2 separate regions of the Homo sapiens genome follow, and region 2 is linked to region 1. The links are chromatin contacts, found by Hi-C or POLR2A ChIA-PET in ENCODE. All regions are on one chromosome and are shown on one strand. The core of a region is the stretch at or near the end of the contact, and the rest is flanking DNA. Distances in the headings are between cores, read along the strand shown.

Evidence for each region. A loop is a pair of places that touch in the nucleus more often than their neighbours do. ChIA-PET counts read pairs that join two places held with the same protein, here RNA polymerase II (POLR2A). Pooled maps may share reads with other maps.
Region 2: a loop to region 1 is called in a map of PC-3, with 4 times the contacts of the local background. The contact joins two enhancer-like sites. A Hi-C loop is called at or near these places in 11 of 168 maps with a recorded cell type or tissue (Caco-2, Calu3, PC-3 and 6 more), 1 of 37 single-sample maps with no recorded cell type and 13 of 50 pooled maps. POLR2A ChIA-PET finds 5 or more read pairs at or near these places in 4 of 52 experiments (A673, GM12878, HepG2 and 1 more).

The regions. Positions count from the first base shown.
Region 1 is chr10:77,193,513-77,198,033 of GRCh38, forward strand. All of the region lies in intron 3 of KCNMA1 (potassium calcium-activated channel subfamily M alpha 1), which reads right to left. Among named protein-coding and RNA genes, the nearest start is that of KCNMA1-AS2, 55 kb to the left of the region's middle. Within about 2 kb of position 1,764, at least 6 of the 41 ENCODE cell types and tissues checked have a DNase peak (open chromatin) inside an H3K27ac peak, as active enhancers do; they include PC-3, where a contact is called at or near this core.
Region 2 is chr10:77,238,292-77,242,812 of GRCh38, forward strand. The region is part of intron 3 of KCNMA1 (potassium calcium-activated channel subfamily M alpha 1); the gene reads right to left. Among named protein-coding and RNA genes, the nearest start is that of KCNMA1-AS2, 100 kb to the left of the region's middle. Within about 2 kb of position 1,905, at least 3 of the 41 ENCODE cell types and tissues checked have a DNase peak (open chromatin) inside an H3K27ac peak, as active enhancers do; they include PC-3, where a contact is called at or near this core.

The DNA of each region.
Region 1 (4,521 bases), core at 514-3,013:
ATGGGATGGAGTAGGTGATTCAAATAGCACTAAATGCATATGCACTTATGCACATATACCAGAAGACAGAGTGAAAGTTCTTCGAGGGCAGGGTCAATGAGCCATGTATAGGTATGGAGTGGTTCATGTGGGTGGGCACCCACACAACGTGTACACACAAACATCCCCAGCCTCCCAGCACAAATATATGCTCTCCATCCAACCCCAACCCCACTCTGGGACCACTCACAAAACAGGACAGCCTAGATGAGGTGATTAGAAATGGGGGAAAGGAAAGAGAAGAGAAGTCCCAGGTCTGAATGGAGAGCTGAGAATCTAGACACAAATGCTGGCATGGGGAATGGAACCTCTGACCCCTGGATCCATACTCCTCTCACATCTACAGGAATTTAGTCCTAGGGAAACAAGAATAGACTATTCATGTAACCACTACATTCTGCTTCCTATGCCTTTTTTTTCTGGATATTAAAATTGCCACCTATGTGCTAGGAGGCTGATAAACAATAATCTATAACCAGGGATAGCCAACAACCCCTAGCCATTGGGGAGCAACAGCCTGGAGCTCACATTTCTGAAAGAGAGGGCATCCTAGAGAAAGTAGCTCAGGGTACAGTTTCAAGGCACTTCATATCAAGGCTTCCCAAATAAGAAGCCCTCATATTCATACAGGGGATGGCAGAGGCTCCTAAGAGAAAAGAAGAGCTCTCTATTTGCCAAAGGCTGGCCAATCAGGGCACGGTTGGGCAGGTAGGCTGGTACTCCCATAGCATAACAGACTGTCAAATCACTGTGGGACTTCTTTGGGCTGTTACTAGATGCAGACTTCAAAATTCTGTCTGAGCCTTCTCCAGATGTTTGCCTTGGACTCTTTGGGCCTCCCCTGGTCATCTCACCAGTCCCCTATTTAACTTATGCCTTATACTCCCTTTTCTTGCCCTCCTACCTGGCTTTGACATAGTCCTGTCATACCTGGATGGCATGACCCTGGCAATGGCACCTTGCTATGGGTCTACCTGTAAGGATTTGGAGTACAGAAGCTAAAACTATTGAATCGACAGCTAGAACCAGCCTGTTCTGAGTTCCGGACTGACAGTTGCGGATAATGAGATGCCTGAGACGTATCTCTTTCTTATTCTGAACCTTAGTATTTCAGCCAGTAGCCTAAGAGGTCTATTACAGTTCCAACTCTTGTACCTCTTGGCACATCTGCACTCAAGCAGAATGGCACACAAGCCCCTCAGCAGGGCACTCAAGGTCTACACTAACAAAGAGTACCAATGCTGAAGACTTGCTGATCCTGAATGTAGGAAGCCTGAGAACATCTGGAAAAAAAAATAATTATGTTTAAAAAACAGTTGTTCCATTTATCTGCTGCTTCACTTTGACGAACAGAAAACAATGTCACATAACATAGATAGTCACCACAAGGACACCAGCTTGTTTAAAGTTACACATGAATTTATATGTGATGCTGAAGGATAATTATAATGGCTTATATCTATTTCTAACATCTTGAAGTTTTGTTGTTGTTGTTGTTGTTATTGTTGTTGTTGTTGTTGAGGATTTTTTTTAAGAACACACAGAGAAAGACCTGGTAGAAGTCTTTCTGACATCTGGCATAGAAGACAATTATACCTTTATTGCACAAGGAAATAAAATAGCTGTGTCTTAGCTCCGTCTTTGGCTGACAGCTAAGGCCTGGAAGTTTTGTAAGTTTTCCTATTTAGGAGTTTTGTTGAGAGCCTAGCAGCCTCACAGCCAAAACGGAGTGTCTGAGATGCTGCTGATTAGAAGTCATGGGTCTGCTGAGTACAAGGCTAGAGTCACTCCTTAGGAATGTCATAAAGGACCTGGGCAGTAGAAACCAACACCACCATGGAAAATCAGACAGGATGAGTTACCTTTAAAACAAACTGTCATCATTAATAGGGAAAATGGCAATGACTTATTAACCCCTATGATTATACAATCATATCTTCAAGTATGCACACTTTTCATTTCCTTCTTGACAACTTCATGAAAGTAATGTCTCATCTCCTGGAACATTTCTTTTCCTTTTTTTTTCTTTCCTTCTTGCTTCTAATTAACATTGAAAATCATTTATTTATCAAAATTAGGTTTCCCCTGCCCATGTTTCAGAAATAATAAATAGCTGGCTGAGTATGGTGGCTCAAGCCTGTAATCCCAGCACTTTGGGAGGCCGAGGCAGGTGGATCACTTAAAGTCAGGAGTTCGAGACCAGCCTGGCCAACATGGTGAAACCCCACCTCCACTGAAAATACAAAAATTAGCTGGGAGTGGTGGTGAACACCTGTAGTCCCAGCTACTCGGGAGGCTGAGGCAGGAGAATGGTTTGAACTCGGGTGGTAGAGGTTGCAGTGAGCCAAGATCATACCACTGCACTCCAGCCTGGGCAACGGAGTGAGACTGTCTCAAAAAAAGAAAAATAATAATAAATAGCTATTTCCACCATATCAATGACATCCACTAGATTTTTGGGTATAAATTTGGAAAGAAATATGATGAATTACCTGCTCAGTGGGGTGAAGTGTCTTTCTCCTTGCTTCCTCCTGCAGGCCCTTCTTTTAATTTTATTGTCCTATCTTTGAACTTCTCTAGAGATGTTATTCCTATCATTATAAAAACATCTCTGTGAGAGGCCTAGGATGGCCCCAGGAAGCCGATTTCTTAGGATTTTCTCTTCTGTCTCTGTGAATGGATCTCTGTATCCCCACTTTCTGTTGGGCTTCAGAAATCCTTTCATTTTATGAGGAATCACTGTGTTTTTCTGGGAAAGAGGAATGGGTCTCTGTACTGAAGAATCTCACAAAAGAGAATCAGATGTTTCCTTCGCCAAGCCCCCAGATGAAAACGTTCATAAAGTGAGAATATGCCAACGTGCTGGGCAGGATCGCCTGCCTGCACAGGTCTGTACTGTAATTACATTTAAGCTCCTTTCAAAAAGCGAAATGCTCCCATTCAAAGGATCTTTTTACTGGTTACCAAAAGAACATGTTATGAAATTCTAAGCAAAGTCCATTTCAATATAATACATGGGATATGGTTAATAGAATAGGAGGAAAAAGGACTGTGGGAAGAGCTTCAATCTACTAAGCCCCCAGATTGTAGAAGATCAGATTTCATGAAGAAAACCTAAAAATAAGATAAGAAGCATTCGGCTTTGTTTCATTCTGACTGCTTAGTGCCTACTCTTGGGCTAAGGGATGCTGACAAGCTAGTATCATCAAGAATTGTCTAGGAACTGTTATTCCTACCCTAGGATTATCACAGCTTGGAATGCCTCGCCTTTCATTTTTCTCAGCTTACAACCAAGGCATGTCTAAAATGCAAAGTATCTATTTGAAATGACAAAAAAAGAAATGCAGTGAGAAAACAGATCCTGACAGTTGTGTTTTATAAAAGTCCATTCTGAGAATACAAGAAAGAAGTATACAAGTTTAAAAAAAATAAGGAAAAGAAAGCAGTTTTAAAGTAAGTCATTAGACAGCCCTAAGGCAAAAAAAAAATATTTCAAGGAGAGAAAATGATCACAATTTACTAATCAATGATGTTGAATGCAGTGCCAACATGCTTTAACAAATGCGATATTTCTTCCTAGTAGTACCATTTCATTTCTTTTAAAGTTGAATTAATAGTTTTACTAAACACTATGAAAACGATCAATAATTGCATTTCCTGAGGCATTTAGCCCAAGAAGTGCTTTTAAAAGGTATATCTTTTTATTTAGATATTTGTTAGATCTAAGCAAAATCAAATCAGGTAACATTATTCAGAAAGACATGAAAGGGTATCATCATCCTGGTCACTTGGTGCACACCCAGGTGGAGTCAGGAACATGTAGGACTGATGATCAGGTAGGTTGTTACTTGGAAAACTGGTCCTAGCTTCTAATTATTTGTCATTAGTCTTTGCTCAGCATAAACCTAAAAACGGGAGATTTATCTCTCTCTTTTCCAATGTCCTAGTCTTGAATTTTCAAGGGACATGGTGGCCTTTGTGATATCACAGCAAACTGAGGGCCCACAGGGATGATCCAGGAGAAGCCTCAGGCCCAGTGCTTCAGTGTATTGGAATGCTCGCTGCTTTAATTCATGCATGCGTCCAGTGCTCACCACGTTCAGGGCCATCGGGGAAAGCACGTCAACATGCTTGGGCAGTGCAGGAAAAGAATCTGGTTAACCTGGAGGCGACAACCGAAAGGGGGAGGTTGCATCATGCAAATGAAAACCACAGCTTGGCCTTAGCTGCCATGCAGAAAGGACCTACATCAAAGAGTCTGCAGTGCGGCTCCTGGGTAAGAGTCGATATGAGAGAGGTGAGTTACTTCAGCAATGAGAGACACAGGCAGAAAAATGTTCAAACCACTCTAAACAGAACACTGTACAGAGCGCTGGCATTACACGCGAGAAGAGGCAGCTTTGGGGACGAGGAGGGGCGAGACAGAGGGAAGGTGAGGACAGAACTGGCCGTTACTCAATGAAATGGCTTCCCTGGCCATCC
Region 2 (4,521 bases), core at 655-3,154, 45 kb after region 1:
TGGTCCCTAGTTCCTGGTGCAACAGCAGTGGGTCTCGGGTGGAATGATTTTGGCTGGAGATTGTTTGCATCCTGGAATCATTGCCTAAAGAGGAATTTGTCCTCTACAAACAAGTGCTAACCCACAATACACAAGAGAAGCAAATCAAAGAGCTCTTAGGCTTGGCCTAATAGATGCATCTTGTCTTACCTACCCCTTTTAGTGTTGTCTGTTATTGGAGGAAGAGGTAGGAAGCCCAGGGCCTCCCTCCCAGAGTTTCCTTAGCATCACCTGTCATTGTTGAGATTTTGAATGCATTGCAGGTTAAGGGACACTTGATCAAGAAGGGAAAACACAGCAGAGACTTTCACTTAGACATGTTTTGTATGTCATGCAGGGAAAAGTTCCCAGTCAACCTCTGCTTAACCTTCGGGTTTGAAGATGGCCCTCTGGCAGTCACCTGATCTTCATGGCAGAAGAAACAGGAGTGAATGAGCAGATGAATCCATCTTAAGAGAATAGAAATCCTTAGTTTGGGTTTCATTGACCAACTATAGGGTACCTGGCAGGCAAAATTTTTGCAGCTTTCATCCAATTCCCAAATGGGTGTTTGACCCACAAAAGAACCACCACCAGTCTACATGGTAATATACATACATTGCCTTCTATAATTTTACTTGCTGTAGCTGCCAAATCTTATTCATACTTCCTCCAAGCATAAGCACATGCATGCACACAGACACAGCCGCCAAATGCACCCTCCTTGTCTACTCCTCAGCCTCACCTCGTACCTGATAACAGATTGTACTCAAAGGCACTGGAAGACCACATGGCTGCCTGGAGCACCTTTCAATTATTAATGCTGTTCTTTAAAGGCCTTGCCTTATTATTTCTACTCATGCTATTATGAAGAGGGCAAACTCCTTAATGCACTCCTGTGCCACTTCCTCCCACTGCTAGAGGAAAAGCACATGCTAGGTACAGTCATCTAATAGCATCCACGTTATTTTCACCTTCTCTGCACACTGTCCCTGCAGTTCTCTCTGGGGCCTCAAGATCAATTGTATCTCAAACTGGGCCATGGGTTCATTTTCTGCATTTTCTGGCATGGAGTGAGGGTAGCGGGTGTATGGAAATTCCAGCTCTCAAATTACAAGGTGGCAGGTCTCTGCATGGGTGTGATGAGCAACATGAGATAGGTATCCTTGTTAAGGACAACTGCATTCTAGTAGATTCCACCATCAGAGGTCCTGGAGCCCTACCTACTATTTCTTCCTGAGAGTGTCCTGATAGGTAAAAGGTGGTGTGAGTGTCTTCCACGGGGAAAAGAGACTGATGAGGCAGCTCTACTGAAATGGCAGTTGATATTAATAGGGCCATCTACTTCCTACTTTGAAAATATCTGAGCTATAAGCTCAGACGCTACCTATCACTAACTGCCAAATTTCCATGAAAAAGGGTCAGTGATGAAGTTGTAGCCTAGACTTGGGACCATGTCTCAGGGGAAAAGTCTAAGTATGCCTCCGATTTTGTTTTGGAAGGGACGACACCGTAAGAATTTCATCAGTAAATATTAAATACAAAGTTCAGCAAATTGTGAACTTTAGGGTTCATGAAAACTAAAGCCAGGATTTATCCATGTCAACCTGTACCTTATACCTACATATGCTAGAAACTAAATCAAGTTTCATACAATGTGCCCATTTAGCTAAGTAAGTCAGAGGATAGTTTCCAATAATTACTAACACTTACACACTTAGTATAATCAACTCTTCTTTGGTCAAGTTAATATCCTGGCAGAACAGACAGATTTGGGCCTCTCTTCTTATAAAAAAAGAATCTGACAATTTAAGGGGCATATGTTCACTTCCATTTATGTCCTGGAAAATATGCCCTGTGACTTAGCAACCATGTTTTAAAAGCTCTTGCAGTTCTTAAACAAACAGAGTGTATGTTTATGAGCTTCTAACAACGTTATTTTCAGAGATGATGTAGAGTTAGTGATATGTAGCTCTGGGGCTTACAGTAAGCTGTAGATGATTTATTGGTGTGGCATACAGTATTTGCCTCGAGAAAAATGGAAATTTAAGCAGTGTTTGAAAATGTGTTAGATGGCAAACGACCCGGGGCACCCTGAGACCAAAGGCTTCCCATCTTAGAGAGAGAAGGGGTCCTTTTTGGCAGATGGAGGAGCAAGGGTTAAGAACGTTTCCTGGCACTCAGGGAGCACAGCCAATTCAAGACCAGAAAGAGAGACAGTTTAGAATAGAGGCTGAAAACAGGAGGCCCAAATCTGGCCTGCAGAGGTGTTTTGCTTGGCCTGCAAGTACTTTAAGAGTTTTGGATTTGAGGCCAATATTTTAAAATTGGAGATTCAACATAAAATGCAGTATTCTGTCTCCTCTTTGAAACACAGGAAGATCTGGCCACTAGAGCCTGCATTTCTGCATAGGAACAATCAGCTGGACCTGGGAAGCCACTTCAGGTGAGGCTTCAGCTCTCATTGCAGTCCTCACCAGATCCGCCTCACTCATTTCCAATGTCTGCCCTTCCCTGTCCAGATGAATTTGCAAACATCAGATGAAAAAAATGTTATTTTGTACTGTTGCACTCTCAGCGAACAGATCTCTTAAACCAGTAAGACTCATTGTCAGATAAAAGAATGGAAAAGGCACATGTTTTTCCAAAACTCGGGAGAAAAGCAAGACTATTAAGTTGTCTTAAAATTTTTGTTGTATCCATTGTTTTGAATGCTGGGTTGCTGAAGTTCCTATTTCCCAAAGCCAAGTTATCAGACAGGGCTTAAAATAAAATGCTTATTTTAATTTTCTCATTTGAAACAATTAGACCACATTGAAGGGGTTTAGTATAAGGCATCTGTCTCTGAGCATGTTTTCTTATCTGTGAAAATTTCCAGAAGGATGGGGCTGTTGGAAAGGGAGAAATAAAGTCAATTTCTCCAGCAGGCAGTGCAGGCACAGTGCCTGAGGCCACTGTACTTATGGGACACAAAAAAGTCTAAATTTTAACTTCTTTAAAATCAGAAGAAAATAAATATAATAATAAATGACGAATAATAACAACGAATCCAGGCTGGGCACAGTGGCTCACGCCTGCAATGCCAACACTTTGGGAAGCTGAGGTGGGAGGACTGCTAGAGCACAGGAGCTTAAAACCAGTCTGGGCAACACAGTGAGACCCCCCCATCTCTACAATAATTTTTTTTAATTAGCTGGGCATGATGGTGCCCAGCTGTAGTCCCAGCTACTCGGAAAGCTAAGGCAGGAAGATTACTTGAGCCCTGGAGGCAGAGGTTGTTGTGAGCCATGATTGCACCACTGCACTCCAGTCTGGGAAACAGAGTGAGACCCTGTCTCAAAGAAAAAAAAAAAATTTGCCAGCCATGGTGGTGCATTCCTGTAATCCCAACTACTCAGGAGACTGAGACTGAAGGATCACTTGAGCCAAAGAGGTCAAGGTTACAGTGAGCTATGATCATGTCAGTACACTTCAGCCTGGGTGACAGAGTGAGACCGTGTCTCTAAAAATAATAGTAATAATAACAACAATAATAAATCCAGCCTGGATTATATTCATTCTTATACCAATGCAGCCGCAAAATATAATATTTAATATTCTTATGGAAGAATTGGCTCAACAAAGCCAACGTACCTAGAGTCCATGGAAATCACAGCACGGAGCTGGAGGCAAATGCTGGTCTTCAGGCCAACAACCATGCCCACACTGTGGCCTGTTTGCGAGCAGCACAAGCTCATTTTACTGCAGACTCTCCTCCCCATCATGCCCCTGTGATGCTCTGTATGTGGCAAGTTCGTAACAAGACCCCTGCAAAGCACGTCGCACACTGACCTCAGTTTCAAAAAGATGGAGTGGATGCCATTCAGATGCTTCTGGAAATTTCCAAATAAAAATTTCCAAAAGTTTTAATCATCTATCATTGGACAACAGGTATTACTGCCACTGGATAGAGTCCGCTTCTCTGATTATTTTATGCCGTCCCTGAAGCATTCTCAATCCCTAATCTCAGTAGCTGATTTCAAGGCAAGGTTTTGCTTGACTTTAGCGTATACTGAAAATCACAAAGCCCGAGTACAGGCCATAATGAGAGTCTTCTCTTGTGGACTCCTAGAGTTGAGGGCAGACTGAGTTTTCTGTCTATTCAACTCAAAATCTCCCCTACAGCCAAAACATGTTATAGCATCCAGCTATCTTTTCAACTCCTCAACCTTCAGCACTTACTGTGTGCAATGCTCATATTAGTCATTGATATATTGCTTAGCGATGCCTTACTTGTTCTTGTTTTGTTATCTTATTTTTCCTTTATATATGGCTGGACTTCCTGCCCCTTGTAAAAATATGTATAATTTAAATGTCTTAATGGAAAAGATCTAGCATTATACATAAGTACTCAAAATTCCCCAGTACCTAGCAAAATGCCTTATACACAGTTTGTACTCAGTGGAGAGCTATTATCTGATTGGTACCTTTAAGGCCACAGGTACACAGACAGCTCTCAGCCTC